Regions from separate parts of the Mus musculus genome. Here region 2 is linked to region 1. The links are chromatin loops, found by intact Hi-C in ENCODE. Cell type or tissue: heart. All regions are shown on one strand. Links, peaks and the distances in the headings refer to the core of each region. The heading gives the core; the rest is flanking DNA.

Region 1 (8,365 bases), core at 332-8,331:
GAGGAACTAGAGTGATTCTGACCTTTCAAGAGCCCTCCACTCCTGTAGCCGAGGCAGAGGACATAATTCGGAAGCAGCACTTGCAGGTCCTTTAGTGACTTTGACGGTCAGGAGACAAGTTTAGTGTATAGTGCTGAGGGGGCAGAAGTCATAAAACAATCACAAGTGTCACAGGCATACTGGAAGCCTGGCTCGGACACTAATTTTGGCTTGAGTTTTAGAGAACATTTCTGAAAGTGTACTTTAGAAGGGACGGCTGTGGCACCCTACTCTGTGCACCTCCTTTCCAGGCTGACAGCGAAAGCAATCCTTAAGTACAGCAAGCAAGCTGGCAGAGAAATGTGATGCTGGGGCCAGAGCTGGTTGCTAAGCTACTTGCAGGAGGGCCAGCCCTGGGCTTAGGAGCCTGGGCTCTAATTGTTATTGTTAATGATGCATTTCAGACTGAAGTCTCAGGGGCAACCCCCTCATTACTCTGTGATTTCCATGTTCACACACATTGTTTTTTGCCTTGTGGTTGCACTGAGATGTGTGGCTTTTCCTAGGCCCTTTTAAAACCTCATGGTTTATTAAAAACAAGCAAACAGAAAGCCCCACAGCAACAACAGCAAACCACTGGCAGTGTGTGCATCCAAGGCTCTGTCAGCAGTGAAGGTTTGTCCCTCGGTAGAATATTTGAAGCAGTTGGGAAAGCAGGTTAGGGAGGGCAGAATTGAGTCTCCAAACCTCCCAAATGATCAGGATCATGGTAGCAGGGATTCCTTTTGACCCATGCCACTTCTGAGGGTGAGAAGTTGGCAAAAGAGAGGGAACTAGCAACCCCATCCGTCCATGCAAAGTGCTGCCCAGCTTCTGAACTAGCACAGGGAATGCAGTCATACTATGTGGCGCCATCCTGGCCTCGGGCGGCTTCTGGTTAGCCTTGTCTTTCTAAGGCACTGTTTGCCCAGAAGCTTACCATATGATGGCCAAAGGCTCTGGGAAAAATTACACTAGGAACATGTGGCATAGGCACAGCCTAGCACAGATGTGAAGACAGGAGTGGCCTGCTGTGGCTCCTGGGAAAGATGGACCTCATGAGGTGTCTAGGAAGAGCTCTGCTGAAGGCAACTCCCTTCCCCATTCCCTTTAGCAGGGAAGTGGACTTTGAGGCCAGGAAAATAATCCACTTGATGTAGGTAACACAGGAAAGTGAGACCAGCACAGGCATCCCTCTTCGTTGTCATGAATGGCACCAGAGTTTGACAGTTAGGCCCAATATGCCATTAAGAAAATCTTCAATACTCACTCACATGTCTTAAAATTTAATTTCTAGCCCGATTTTAAAGGGGATTGTACTATTTCCTTTAGCCAACAGTGTCAGGTCAAGGTAGTAGAACCAGGCCACTTTCCTCTTGCCATAGTTCCAGACACTCTCCCCCTCCCCCACCCCAGTAAGGCTGGACCCGCGTCACGCTGCTGGAATGCTAGCTTGGCCAAGACCCAGTTACTGAACCTGGCATCTGTCTCCTTTAGTCCCACTCTAAGAGAGAGAAGATGTTCCCTGCAGCTCAAGAGTTGCATCTAATGGTGTTTGATGTTCATTGCTAAATAGGACGTGACCAACCTAGGTGGCCTGAGTATATAGCAGGTGTCAGAGACAGGCCACCACAGGGGTGAGATCAGGGTGATAGGTTGCTGGCAGGGGAAGGACCTTGCAGTTTTCTGGGATAAGTCCCTTTCTTCCAGCTGTCGCCAAAGGGACACACTCTTGCTCTCTTATTGGCAATGCCCCAGTGGTGTGTTCCTGCAGCAGCCAACAGGACTCACAGCTGCACTAAAGTTCCCATGCTGTGGTATAAAACTGAAGGTTTTAATCTTCCCACAAGATGACAAAGATGTAATCACTTTACTCAAACATTGAAACCACTAAAGATCTTTCTCCTTCCCAGAAAATCAGACTATTGGGAATTTTCACAATTTCTGGCCGTCTGATTTGTGATTCACGTCCCTTTCCTCTGCCATACACTGTGTGTGGTTGAATGCTCTTTGGCTAAGAGGTGACCGACACCAACCGACTTCTGTTTTGGCCCAGAACCTCGCGGTTCACTTGTGGATTACTAGATTGGTCCTTTCGAAGGCTGTGCCCATGTAGCCCGTGTGCCCTGTAGTCAGGGGTTTTCTTCTCTTGCCCATGGTCTTTTTCTACCTCACTACTGACCTTTGCCATTGGTTCAGCGTGCCCTAGCCAAGTTAGCTATCCATTCTTCTTTACAAAGACTGGCCCAGTCCTCTCCCCACTAGTCGCTGTCACACACTCTGTAGACCAGAGGATTCTCAATCTTTTCATACTTGTGTATATTCTATAAGAGCAGCACAGACTTATAGCCAACCCAGTGCCATGTTCTCAACATTGGTGTACAAGCATGATGGACAATCCAATATTAGCCTCATGCTTACATGGTGGTGAGAGAGACTGACAGCCCTCCATTGGCTGAACTAGTACCAGTGCTAAGCAGCAGGCCTCCTGAGATGCTGTGGTCCTTGCATCTAAGAATGCTCGCCACTGGTGGCCAGAAGGAATGACGGGAAGGCCAGGAAGGACTAAGAGTTCTCCAAGTAGCCGAGCTCTGTCTGCAGCTGCTTCCTGCCTCTGTCCAGCAAAGGCAGGGCATTCCAGTTTCCCTAGAGCCCACTCCCCTGGACCGAGGTGTCGCAGGCCACCGAGGGTCGGAGGATGCCTCCTGGCTGGTGGAATCAGCTGGAGAATACATTTCCCAGACGTGCCCGTACAGTGAGAAAGAGTTTGAAGGGTTGACCCTGCATGACTTTTCAGCATCTCATCCTGTAGACACTTAGATGAGTGCTCGCCCATGTTGCACCACCAGAGGCTCTCTTTTCCACTTCCTCCTCTGCCTCCCTCCCTCCCTCCCTCACCAACCTCTTGCCTTTTCACAGAGTGTGAGTTTCTTGTTTGTTTTTCTGGTCCTTGGGAGCCCACCCTGCCCTCACCTCCTCCCAGCAGGAAGGCACAGCCAGGGCCTGTGCTCTCCAGTGCCCCTGCCTCTTGGGTCAGGAGCCCCTGATGGGGAGGCAGCTAGATGCAGAAGCCTGTTAGGCTTGTGAGAGACCCCTAATCACCACCGGGCGCTAAGAGGAGGAAGCCCATGCGCAGAATTCTGGCCTTTATTCTGTCTTTGAATCTTTCATTGGCCAAATGACCACATTCATTTCTACCATTGCTTTCTCCCAAGGAAGGACTCTTAGTCTAAAGTACCTTTAGACTCTGAAGATCTAGCAGCTTTTTAGGACCAGAAGTTTGGGGGTGCATTTCCCTTGCATATAATTTACCAGTTTTTTTCTTTATCCCAAAATGGCTCCAGAAGTTCAGCCCCTTGGGGCTTAGTTGCCAGGAGCTGTCCTGTATTCCACCACTCTACCCCAGGCCAGAACAAGGACTCAGCCGTGCTGCCCCCTGCAGGCTCAGGCCTAGGTCTGTGGGCTGCTTAGGGCACTATTGATGTCACTGAAGAAGGAGCACCTTGACCAGACAGAGATTGTGAAGGTGCAAGTCTAGCCACACCTGAACCAAAAGAAAAGGAGGGAGTGCGGCAGGGCCAGGGCAGCAGAAGCCAGCACCTGCTGCTCCTCATTAGTAACCAAGGCTTGCCAGGGCAACAGAGCAACAGGTGGAGAAAGGCTAGTGACCCTTCAGAAAGACCCAGTTGATTGGGCAGACACAACTCAAGGTATTTGCAAGCCAGCCATCTACAGGCTATAGGCTACATCACTACAGGCTACTGAGGGAGTCTTCCTGCTTGGGTGTCTTCCCGGGTATCACCAGAACTCCAGCATCATGCGAGTAGCAGGCGTATAAAGTCAAGTGTTCCAGGAACAGGTAGTTCTCACTCTTTGTTACTCCTGACCAAGATGGTAACAGGGAGGGTCACCAGTGAGAATAGTCTCCAAGAGCTACACACTCGCAGAACAATGGCACCTTGCAGGTGTCCACATAGCCAGCTAGCATTTCTCCTCTATTGCCCTAGGGCCCCCCTCACCCGCACCCCTGAGCATCTTGCTTCTGGGTCCTGTCACTATGAAGTTCCTCTAAAGGAGAACCACCATCTTTCTATTCCAGGCCAGGGTGGCTTGTGCCCTTTCACCCTAAGCAGCATCTGCGGGTTCCGAGCGCCCACCTAGCTCGCTTCCCCTCAGCGCCCCATGGCACGGGAGTCTTCTGTTTGAAGTAGACCCACACTAGCCGGCGGCTCCCGGTTTCTCTCTTCCTTCTCTCCTCTGTGCCCTGTGCACTGCGAGTGCCCGCCGCCTCGCCCTTGCCCACACCCCGCCCACGCCCTGCCCTCTGCACCTTGCCGGCTCTCCTGTTATTTCCCACCTCATGCTTCTCTTTTCAGCTGAACCTTATTCACAGTGAAATCAGTAATTTAGCCGGCTTTGAGGTGGAGGCCATAATCAATCCTACCAATGCTGACATTGACCTTAAAGATGACCTAGGTAATTGGGGATGGGGTTTGGCACCACCAGCTGTCAGATGAGAATTTGTGGAACCCAGAATTTAGGCTCTCTGTCTGCCTAGACTCAGGCGTGGTCAAGGCAGACCTCCAGTCCTCGGTTGACATTTGATTGTAGACCCTGAGCATTGACTCACTCTAGACCACTCCAAATGGAGACGGTCGCTTACATCTCATCAATGTGATTGACCCCTTCCCCTGCATTGCAGACACGTCACCATCTAAATTCTCTTCCATAATGATCAGACTGACTGCTGGTTTCTTGGGGGGGGGGATTTTAAAATGTGTATGTGTGGTTTTTTTTTTTTCTTTTCCTTTTCCTTTATTTCTTTTTAAGCTGAAAAAGTCAGGTAACAACAAAACAACAGTTTCTCCATTCACCCTTTGGTTAGAACGGCACTCCATGTGTATGGAGGGAGGCGAGCTAGGTTTCAGAGCACGGAGCTGGACATCATTGATCATGGACCAGCTCCTGTCCATCAGCCTTCCCTAACCATGTGGTGGGACACAGCCTTGCCAGAGCACACAGGCTTGCCGTATGCCTCTGGGGGCAGGGTCTTAAACCCAGACCACGGTATATTCTGCATGCCTTCTGCCCTGGACTGCAGCCGCTCTTGTCCTAACTACGACGGGGCTCCCCTCCAGGAGCCCACTCCCACCCACACAGACAGGCCACAGCAGCGTGCCAGAAACAGACCGGAGCTCAGAAGTACCCGGTTGGGATTTGTTTCCCGCCTGCTTTAACCAGTGGCCGTCCGTAAAGCAAAAGGGCAGAGGCTATAAATGGCAGCAGCTCTGTCCAAAGTGTAGAAAAGAGAAAAGCCTGGAGAAACCCTTCCACCCACTCGCAGAACTGATACGCCCTATGCTGGTTCCTCGGCTGTCATTTGAAGGGAAACAAAAAGCAATAGAAACCAAAGCCTCCACGTTGGCTGCTGCAGACGAATGGAGAAACTCATTGTTGCGGTTGGCCTGACAGTCCACGTTCTTTTCAAAGCAGATGCCATGTTTTTGTAGCCTCCCCATGCGTGGGGTGCCAGTGTTGTTCAGGCTTCTGCAGGGTGAAGCGGGGGCATTCGTTGTTTTATTTCTTTTAATCTTCGGAAATGATCTCATATGTGTGTTTCTCTTTTTCTGTTTTCTTTTCTTTCTTTCTTTCTTTTTTTTTTTTTTGGACTTGTCCTTCCAATGTTTAATTTAAACATGTCACATTTGATATTCCTCCTCCCGTCCTCACCCCCACCCACACGTGCGCACACTGCGTGGACTGATTGCCCCCTGGGCTCATATGTTGGAATCGACCAGGTAGGCCAGCCCTGCCACTGGGGCCTTAGTAAATGTGCCTGTGTGTGGGTCTCGGTCCAACACAGTTGATGTACATCTGTTTACCTGTTATAGTTGCAAGTTGTTCAGGCTGACATTGCCTCGATCGACAGTGATGCTGTCGTTCACCCGACAAACACTGACTTCTACACCGGTGGTGAAGTAGGTAATGCGAGCTGGGTGCTGCCGAGTGTGTGTGTGCATGCTCAGCCGGCCGCGCAGACAGCTTGATCCTCTGACAGCTACGCAGGCTGCATTCATGTCACGCTTCCAGCCGTCCTGACCTTCCCAGGACCTTCATCCCTGGGTTGTGAACTGGAGAGGTACAGCTGGCCGTCAGCCCTGTGCTTCCCGCAGCGGCCCCCTCGGGCACTTCTGGTTTGGAAACTGGCTCAGCAGCCACACATTTCTTTCTCTGCCTGGTGAGGTGAGGTGAGGTGCGGCTTTGTTGCAGACTGGGTTCCCCGAGGTGTCAGTTACAGGCTCTGTGCCCACCCAGCTTTCCCCATGTCAGGGGCGTGTCCACAGACACACGTTAAGGGGTACCCTTTCTAAATGTGTCCCCACGTGTGAGGTTTCAGTCAGATTGAAGGTGTTTATTTTATAAACAGCACTTGAGGAACACTGTCCTAGACACAGGAAGCACTTGGGTCTCCCCTGGCAGCTGGTGCCCGCTTTGAGTCCAATGTGCTCAGCTGCTGCGTGCCACTGAGGTATGCAGAGGCAGGATGCTGAGTCCTGGAGTTGCAGATCTGCTGTGTGGGTTTGGTACTTGGCACTACCCTGAGGGGTTATGTCACAAGGAGGCATTCCCTGGCTAGGAGGGACCTGAATCTTAGCCTCACTATCTACTGGTTATTGGGCCTGGCCAAGACATGTAATTCCTCCATGCCTCAGTTTCTCTACTTGATAATGAGGCGTGTGTGAAGAATGGGCAGTGTACCTTGGTGTCTAATCCCAGGCCATGCTGCTGTTGGGCCTCACTGTGGCTTGACATAGCCATGCTGAGCCTGAGCAGTGTTCCAGAGAGAACGATGACATTCCTAGCCAGCTCCCAAGACTGTATTCTCCCAGGATGAGGTGAGGAGTCCTGTGCTCTGGGTACAGATTGCTTAGGCCTAATGCCCAGTGTGGCAAAGTGTCACTGTCAGAGCCTGCTGTCACAGTTGCCTCGGACACTGCGATGTGGGCTGATGACTCCTGAACCCTTTGGGTTTCAGACGTGATGGAAGTGGGCAGTAATGAAACCAGGCTGCAAGCAATTAAACCCCCTCCTAAGACAGTAGGCTCAGCCTTCATCCAGGGCAGTGGATGGAGGGGGATCTGTGAAGCTCCCTGGGCAACGTACATATCTCAGTCAGGCCCTGGGAGCTGCTGGTGGGGTGAAAGGCTCCTGTTTAGCAGAGTGGCCATGTGGGAAGAGATAGAAGTTTTGAGACAGGGTTATAGCCAGCTGTGACGTGAGCAAGCTGTGGCCCCCACAGAGAGCCCAGTCCTCTCCAGACCGGGTAATGACAGTGCTGACACCTTACCCTGATGCACACAGAGATTGCTCTCTTCTGTGGCTCATAAGCAGTGTGAGCCGCAGAGTGGGATCCCCCACATCCGGGTCACGGCTAGAAACCTCAGTAGGAGGAAAGACCAAGCACCAAGCGGGAACCCAGTCTTCCAAAGCCCACCTCTGCTTTCTCTGCCTAGAGATCCAGTCCAAACTAGTACTGGCCTCAGAAACCTGTTCCAATCCCAAAACAGTAATCATCCAGATTCATGTATGGCCTCGGTCGCCTCCAGCTCCCACTCTGATTTGGGAGAAGGGGAAGGAGGAGGCTAGGGAGAACCGGCTGCACTTTGCATTTTCCGTGTGAATTCCTGAGTCCTGACTGCTGGAAGAAGGGATCCGAGTGCAGGAATGCCTAGCCCAGTGATTAACTTCTGCCCATCAACAGTTCTTTCTAACAGTGAAATAGACCACAGGCTGAGCCTGACGTTTGTCCAAGCCTAAAGCTTTGCTTAGGCTGTTTTGAACACTGATACTTATGCCTGCTTTCTGAGCATGAAATAATGTTCTCGTTCTCATGGGAGTAACACATGGTTACGCTTGGGGGCCAATCAGCAGATTGCTTTACGATTAACCCTGAGGTTGAGCCTAAAATGCAAGAGCCTTCCTTATATTAAGAGTGTTGACAACATGGTTGAAAATGGGCCTGTTTCTTGTTAAAAAGTACACGTGTGTCTACATGAACATGTGCATACATATGTGTGTGTAGGAGTCAAGTCCTGACTGGGTTGATTGCCTGCGACCTAGGGTTTAGTTTGTAAGGTTGAGAAATGCATTAAGTGTATTCTTAGCTTGCAATCTCACTTCTAATTAAAGCAGCATTTAATTATAAGTAAAAAAGTTTAAAGTAAACACTCCTCCTAAGCTAAAACACCTTCAGTTATAAAGCAGCGCATTCTTCTTAGGAAATGCTTGATATCTCACTTTCAGACTGCCCAGTTCTCACCTAAGAATAGATTTGACAGAGAATCTG
Region 2 (8,365 bases), core at 80-8,079, 46 kb before region 1:
AGGGAGAGGGGGAGAGGGGGAGAGGGGGAGAGGTAGAGAGAGAGAGAGAGAGAGAGAGAGAGAGAGAGAGAGCAGACAGTTCTTTTTATAGCAAACCAGACCTGTACCTGGCCTCTGCTATGTAAGCGTTGGAAGGAGCCTGGAGGAAATGCTAACACTAACATTTTTCAATGAACACTTCATTGAGTATTTTCTCAGTTTTAGTTTCTAATGGTATTTAGGAGGGGGGAGAGCAAGGGCTTGAATGTTGGGCCATGCACTTGCTAAGTGAGGTCTCTATCGCTGAGCTATATCCTTAGACCTCACTAGTGAATGTATATATTCACATAACAAGAACTCTTCAGGGTTGTCCGTAATTTTTAAGAGTGCCAAGGGGTTCTGAATCCAAATAGTTTGAGAGCTGTGACTGTAGGAAAACTCGCTGGTAAAATGCTCACGAAGGACCATTAAGTTTAAATGCAGGTGCTGAGCACTGGTATGGAAATCATACACTTGTAATAGGAAGCAGATTTAGGAAGCCAGTCTCACTCCACAAACTGCCCCTCACTCAAAGAGGAGCACTCTTTCCCAGGGAGTGCTTACAGTGGCTATTACTTTTAACTTTTCGAGCATTTTAACTTTTCTAGTTTCCACTATGAGCACATATTTATCTTGCAGTTGGAAAAAACAAAAAAGAATCACAGTCTTTAAAAATTAAGAGGAGGAGCTGGTGTGTGTCCCTGAGCCAGCCGGGGAAGAGAACAGGTCTCTGAGAAGGAGGGTCAGAGCAGAGTGTGAGGTGAAGGCAGAGATGGAGGGGAGCCTTGTTGTATTTACTAGAACAAGAGCACTACTGTATTCTTACTGTAGTCTGTGTGGATAGCATACTGGAGGCCCAGGGCTGAAGATGGTACAAGGAGACTGCAGGCTCCAGCTTCACTTGCCCAGGGACTCAGAGGTCAGCATGTGGCTTCCCTTAAACTCCCTACCCCTGTGCCTTGAGCACTGTGTCTCAGAATTCAAAGCATTTTCATCTCTCCAGCTGTCCCCCTGTCAAGTCCCCAGGACAGCTTATCTTGATGGCAAATTCTAATAGATTAAGAGGCATCCAAATTAGTAAAGTATTTCTTTGAGAGGAATAATTAACAAGGAAGATCTGCCATGAATCTGGGTGGCACCGTACCACAGGCTGGGACTAAAAAGGGGAGGAGAAAGCCAGAAGGAGCTCATAGTCTCTCTGCATCACAGGCACTGTGATGTGAGGGGCGCCATCATGCACGCCTGCTGTGATGCTCTGGGATTGTAAGTCTGGATAAAGCTTTCCTCTCTTGATTTGCTTCTTTCAGTTATTTGGCAATAATAATAATGATAATAATAACAATAAAGCTATGACCAAGCTGGGACAGTAGTATATGAGAAATACTATGTGGTTTAGATGTCTTTCCACCTGGCCTGTGAGAGGAATTATAAAGAGTTTGGTGATGTTGGGTTGGACAAGTCCTAGAATTTCGGAAGCAGAATTTAAATCTTTTAAAAGTTCATTTTATTCATATGAGTGCTCTGCCTGCACGTGTGCCTGTGTACCACATGCATGCCTGGTGCCTGAGGAAGTACTGAGCCTCCTGGTGGGTTGCTGGGAATTGAACCCGGGTCCTTCGAAAGAACAGCAAGTGCTCTTAATCACTGAACCAACTGTCCAGCCCTGTGAGCAGAACTGAAGAGATGGTTCTGATAGGAGCGCAGAAGACCAGAATGGAAAGGAATGTGGACAGTACACACTGTGCCTGTGAGCTTTCAGTTGAGAACAATGACTTCACAGGAGACTGAGCCCATGTTTATGACATGTTGTCTGTATCCTGAGACATAGGGGAATGAGTTTAAACAATTAACAAATCTGATGGAGGAGGACTCACTGTAGTATAGAAGTGTGGCATGGCTGTCACTTGATGCTTTTAGCCAGGTTTACAGTGAGCAACTCACCTTGTCCCGGATCCCAGACATAGTAAGTTCCAGTCTTTCTTTGTTTCATCCCTCCTTTCAATGCTCCCCCTCTCCCTGTTCAGAACGGGAGAGTTTGTTCCAAGCCATTGCATGTTAGAAGTATGTAAGTGGCTTTTCAATTCTATAGGGCGATGCTTCTGAACCTGAGGGTCATGACTCCCTTGGGAGTCAAATGACCCTTTCCCAGGGTTCACCTATCAGCCATCCTGAGTGTCAGATATTTGCACTATGACTCATAGCAGTAGAAAACTTGCAGTTGTGAAGTAGCAATGAGACTCATGTTATGGTTGGGAATGGGGGGGGGGTCACCACAACATGAGGAACCATATTAAAGGGTCACAGCATCAGGAAGCTCTAGGGGCTCACAGTTGAAAGAGTTTGCCTGGAGTCTCAAGGTTTTAGACTTGAAAGTTTGAACAACGTTGAAAATAACCAAGACCACTGAAACTCTTGAGATGATCCTGAGCCTTTAGGACCCACGAGCAGATATCATGGCTCGAAAATGAAATGCCCACCTTTACCTCAAGTTCACTGAAGACATGGTCTTTAGCTGGTTACACTACTTGAGGACATCTTGGAAACTTTAGGATGCGAGCCCTAGTGGGAGGAGTTAGGTTACAGAGGGTCCATCACTGGAGTATATATTGTCCTGACTCCCTCCCTTAGCTTCCTGTTTGCCATGAGGTGAGTAGCCTCTGTCACTCTGCCATTTTGATGCTCTGCTCTCCAATATGGCCTAGTCATTAGAGCCATGGACTATGGGTTAAAACCTGAAACTTAGTCAAAAATAAAAACATTTCTCTTTTAAATTGTTCCTTTAATTTGCTACAGTGACAAGAAGTCCAGCCATTTCCCCTCCATTTTCTGGACTTCATTTTCATACTCCAGCCCATAATAGTTTTGGAGTTTCATGTTTGGAGTACTCCTCCTCAGTACCCGTTCCATGGCTTGCTTGCTCCCTCTACTCCCTCAGGCCTTTCCAGAAATGTTTCTTTCTTACTGAAACTCGCTCTTTTTAAAAGGTTAGATGGACTTACTTTATTCTGTGTGTTTGAGTGTTTTGCCTACTTGTGTGTATGTGCACCCCGTGGTGCCTGATATTCATGGATGTCAGAAGAGTGCACTGGAGCCCCCCCCCCCCCCCCAGTGGAGTTATCAGGACCACACAAATGAATCCTGGGAACAGAATCCTGGCCCTCTGCAAGAGCACGAAGTGCTGTTATACACGGAGCCATCCATCTCTTCAGCCTCAAGACTACCAAATACACCCCTGCTTACCTTTCCTAGGATTTTTTTTTCCTACCTTGTTTCCTCTGAGAATTTATACTCTGTAATGTGTGATTCCTTTGTCTCTTGCCTTTCTTTTCCCACCAGACTGTAAGCTCCAGGAAAGCGGGATGGGGGTAGGGTGGAGTGGGGTGGGGTGGGAGTTGCCAGTTCTGTTCACCATTTCACAACTACACTCAAGTTTATGCATGGTGTGCAGAATGTCCCAGATATTTACTTGAAATAATGAATGCATGGGCCAGGGGCTTTAGACAATGCTTTTTGTGTCTATAAAATGCGCTAGGGTTGGAGAGATGGCCCAGCTGTTAAAGGGTCACAAACCAAAAACCTGCTAATATTCTAGTGTAGCCTGGGCCTGAAGGAGAGTCTTTAGTTTTGTGGATAGATGTTGCTGCCCTTTCTCTGGCTGACACCCACCCCACCACCTTAATATGTAATAAAAGTATCAACTGTTTAAATCAGTAAGTCTCCACTTGGAGCCAGTAGTCAACAAACGTTTGCTTGGTGGAGGTAGCTAACCGATTCCACGAGCAAAGCAAGACCAGACTTTGAGGCCAGCTCTGTAGAATCCCACTGATCAAGGGAGTTGAGCTACGGTAGCTGATCTTGGGGCACACAGCTGCCTTGTATTTAAAAAGTCAGGAGGCTGGATTGAGGCGCGGAGTTGGTGCTGACCGGGCAGAAGAAGATCCCTGGTCACAGCAATTGTTCTACCCTCCCTCTTTGTGGACGAGGCTACTGGGGACAAGGGGACACCAGACACACAGTAGGTGCTCACAGCAGACGCTTGCAGAGCCGCGCTACCTACAGGCACCTTTCTGAGGCCGGACCCCTGCAGCTCCCGCGCGCAGACCGATGCCTGGGGGCGGGGGGGGGGGGCGGCGCAGAGCACCAAGGCCTGGGTACAACCGAGGCTGGCGTCGTTGGCGTCCGCGGCCCGAGGCAGGCCGGGGTCAAGGCCGGGGCGCCGAGTGGCGCGGGGAGGGGTGGCCGGACGCGCGAGGCCGGGAAGGGATGTGACGAGCGGCGCGCTGTGCATTGTGGGAATCCCGGGGCCGCCGCGAGTGGTTCCAGTTCACTGGTTCCAGCGGAGCCGGGCGGAGGGCGCGAGCGCGGGACGCGCGGGCGGGAAGCGAGGAGGCGTGGGCGGCCAGGCAGGAGTGCGGAGCGGACCGGCGCAAGCGGCCGACCGGCCTCGGGCCCCTCACCGTGCAGCCGCCCGGTAAGTGCCGCGCGGGCCTCGGAGCCGCAGGCTGCCGGTCCGCCCCGTCTGGGCCCCGCGCGCCCGACTGCTGCCGCGCGCGGGGCACTGCCTGGCGCCCGGGAAGCTCCGGCGGTTACCCTCGGACCTCGGGCCGCCCGGAGTCCGCCAAGGCCCTGCCCGGGGCAGCGTGCGGGTCCGGATGGTTTTGTTCGGAAAGCAAACCCGGAAACCAACTTCGCTCGGAGACGCACCCCTACCCCCGCCGGGGCGCTTTGTGGGCAAGGGGCTGATCGGGTCTCCCCCTCTGCCCGGGAGGGAGAGCCAGGGATGGCGTGGGCCCGAGGGCACCGAGGCCCGGAGGCCGTGACCAGCCGTTCCGCCCGGGCCCGGAGCTGCTGTGCTCAGAGTTTACTTGCTCGTGCGCCGCCGGCCCGCGCGTGCCCTCCCGGGCACAATAAAGTGGGGCGCGAGCCACAGGCCGTTGTGAGGCCGGCTGGTGGGGCACCCGCCGCGAGGCCTGAGCAGGCGAGGCCTGGGGACCACTCGCGGACGGAATCCCAGGCCGGGGCGGGCTGGAGAGGAGCTATGGAAGCCCCGCGGCTCTCGCTCGCCTTTTGTTTGCTTTGTGCTGGGGAGGTGTTATTTTTAAGGTGACTCTGGAAGACTGGAGGCTCCCCGCGCGCAGAGGGACAGCTGAGAGTCTCTGGGGGTGGGGTGAGTAGAGATGGGAGGCGCGGGATGCTGCTGACGGTGTCACCTGACAACAGGTGTGCAAGATGCTGAGCCCAGCGCCCACTCCTGCAGAGACCACCGATATCTCACTGCTGGGCAGAAGATTGCTTGAAAGAGTCTTTGAAGAAATGCAGGGGAAAGTGTTTTCTAGGTTTGACGGTGTAACTTTTGAACAAGCAGTTGAGGCAGATCTCGTCTCCAACAATTACAATCATTATGAAGTCTTTGTAAGATTTTAACGATCTAATAAAACAGCTTAGAAGAATAGACAATTAGAGGGGTTCTCCTCTTCGGTTTCCCTCTTGCTGACACCTCTGTGGTTTGAGGTTTTACTGTTAAAAGAGAGGAAGTGTTTTGTTTGTAGACACTGCAGCATGGAGTCCCAGTTTTGAAAGTCTGTGCTGGAGTGGAAGACAAAAGTCCAAACCCAACTAAATTTCCTGTAGGTTCACCTTAAGGTGTGCAGTCAAAGTTGCGGTTAGTTCTGAAATGGACACCCTCATACTCGCTACTGGAGTTACTACAGCTTGTCCACAATTGACCAATTGAGCAACAGCAACTGGGCTTACACACAACCTCTGACTCGATCAACCTTTTCAACTTGTGGGGATTTTTTCCCCTTAAGGATGAGGAGTCTCCCGAGATTTTAAACTTTCCCTCTTTCTCATTTTGCTACGAGCTAGGTCATAGTTTTCACCAGGAAGGGAGAGCTCACACTGTATCACACTGAGATTGGTCTGGAAATTCACATATGATAACTTCCTTACTGGCTTACTTTCTACTACGTGGGCCAGCTTTAGGGAGTGGTACAGTTCAGTCTGCCATTTTCTCAGGTCCTAGAAAGCCATTTCTGCCTCCCCTAGGGACAAGCTTGGAGCTGATGGTGCCCCAAGTCGATGAAAGATTTATTTAAAGAGAGAAACTACTAATCTGTATGTGATGTTCAGAGGTTTGCAGTAGCCTTTGGCTTTTGATGGGCTTTTCAGAGCCCATTAATGAAATATGAAATGGGAAGGGGTGGGGCTGAGGTGGACCCTTACCTGTTAAACCCACCACCTTCGTTCTGTAGGCTTAGGGGCGGGGGCTCCTGCTACAGCTCCTGTAAGTGCAGCTAAGTGGGCCAACTCTTCATTCCAAAGAGTCCTATAACTTGCTTGCTGAGAGCAGCCCTGCCTGGTTGGTGTCTTACTAGTATGTCCCCAAAGGTGATTATGTCGGGGTTAGGAAATAATCATGAGCAAGAAATGCCAGGCCCTGCCCTGGAGAGCCGGCTGGACATCAGTAGAGGAGGGACAGTTGTGTAAGTGGGGTTGAGCTCCATCTGCCTTGGAAAGATCAAGGGGGGGAGTTTGCTGGCCAAAGCAGGACAGATGGGGGCACGTGACCGAGGCCGGAGAAACCACGTGTGCCAGTTGTAGAAGATAACCTGTGAGGGAAAGCTAGAGGCTCAGGGTAGCAGGGTCAGGCGAGGACAGGGGATACTCCACGGAATCCCATCAGAACCACAGCTGATCCTAAGAGCAGCCAGGAACCCCCAAAGGGATTTGAGCAAGAGAGGAGACAGAGAGCAGTGGTCAGGCCTACTCTCACTCTTAGTTGGGATCCCTGTGTAGCAAATACCTGGAAGCTTCCAAATACTTGGCCTGGCTCGGCTCTTGCTCTCTTAAGGTCACATATTCTTCTAATGGCTTTTTTAAAAAAAACTTTTTTTTGGAGCTGTCATAGCACAGTCTTTACCGGGGGTGTGGAGGGGGAGGAGATAGTGGCAAAGCTGCCTTTACAGTGCAGGACCCGTCCCTCCACAGAGCTCAGGAAGTACAGTGCAGTCGGGCCCCAGCTACAAGCTGTTTCCTGCTTGCGAGTGGTACTTGGGTTTGGGGTTTGCTTTTCCTCCACCACTAGAAGTGGGACATGAGCAGCGTCCGTCTGTGTGCCCCAATCTCTTCTGTGTGCAGCCCCTCCTTTGGTTGTAGACTGCTCACTCTGTGATTTAGTGTTTGATGGATGGGGAGAAATCCTTCCTGACCGACTAGAGTACAAGGACTGGTTCCTGTTCCGAGCCAGTCACAGTGCCTTGGCTTGTGCAGCATAGCCACATGCCCCTGGGGACATAAGAGCAGTGCCAGTGCTGATATTCTAGCAGGACAGAAGTAAATGGAGATTACTGCACACAGAATCACCATCCTCCCCTGCAGAACGGACTGCCTCTGCCTTGCCTTTACGGTCAGAGTAGACAAGGAAGGTGGCATGCACATGGATACAGACATTCATTCGGCTGCAGGGAATAGAGCAGGTGGGACTCACTGACAGTGTTTGGACACAGATGAGATTCCTCCACACATAGACAGGTTCTCTGATGCAACTCCCTAGTAGTCCTAACCAATATCTTCCTTTAGAATGGGTATGTATATATTTGTAGCTTAGATGATGAAGGCTTCAGAATTGATCATTCCCCTGGTTTGAGTGCCCTGACTGGTTCCATGTACAGCCTACAACCTGCAGGCTGTATGCATTCCAGGACACCTATGAAGGCAGCCCAGAACTTTTGTAGATGCTGGCTTCTCATTGTGCTGGTGAAAACATTGGTCACCCCTGAGAAAGGCTGTCTCTGCTCCAGCAACTGGGGCTCGCCAGTTTCCTCTGGCTGGAATTACTCAGTGCTGAGAGGGACAGTAAACAGGATCAAAGATGGCCACAGCCATAATCCTTTGTGTGACTTGTCTCTCAGCCATCAGGACCTTCTCTTCCTGGGAACTCCTAAGGTGGCACAAACTCCCTGACTTTTGATGGTCTCGGCTTTTACAGCAACTTGACAGATGGGTCTTCACAAATGGGTGTTAAGGAATAATCCCAGAGAAGGCTCCAGACCATACCCACCAGCCATGGCTGTAAGTCCTTAGCCTTTGGACATGCTGCTCTGTTCTCCGCTGATGGGAACTGGCTTATTGTAATGGCAACCAACAACCACAAAATAGCAAGTAAGGTTACAGTGGTGAATGGAGCAAATTGGTTTGAGACACCAGGCAGCTAAGAAACCAGGTGTCCGTGATACAGTGTAGCGAGTGTTGAGGGCAGATACATATAAATCTAGAATGGTGAACAGGTTGGAAGGGAGGATTGGAAAGGGACTTGAAGAGAATATAGAACTGAAAAGGATCATTG

Evidence for each region. A loop is a pair of places that touch in the nucleus more often than their neighbours do. Peaks named below come from ENCODE experiments on the same cell type or tissue, not always from the same donor. Only the 100,000 strongest peaks of a DNase experiment are listed, where the experiment ranks them.
Region 2: it touches region 1 in a loop (1.9-fold over the local background); 4 of 42 quality-filtered maps call a loop at or near these places.

Annotation. Positions count from the first base shown.
Region 1 is chr13:56,085,887-56,094,251 of GRCm38, reverse strand. It overlaps Macroh2a1 (macroH2A.1 histone), which reads left to right. Exons shown (of 9, transcript NM_001159513.1): 6 at 4,395-4,494. Among named protein-coding and RNA genes, the nearest start is that of Gm31485, 31 kb to the left of the region's middle. In heart, for the core only: a CTCF peak has its summit at 3,457 (motif pointing left); DNase peaks (open chromatin) are centred at 1,481 and 6,181; H3K27ac peaks cover 2,535 bases.
Region 2 is chr13:56,131,470-56,139,834 of GRCm38, reverse strand. Macroh2a1 (macroH2A.1 histone) reads left to right here and starts at 4,285. Exons shown (of 9, transcript NM_001159513.1): 1 at 4,285-4,489. In heart, for the core only: no CTCF peak of the experiment used is centred there; DNase peaks (open chromatin) are centred at 4,294, 4,834 and 6,694; H3K4me3 peaks cover 2,939 bases; H3K27ac peaks cover 2,641 bases.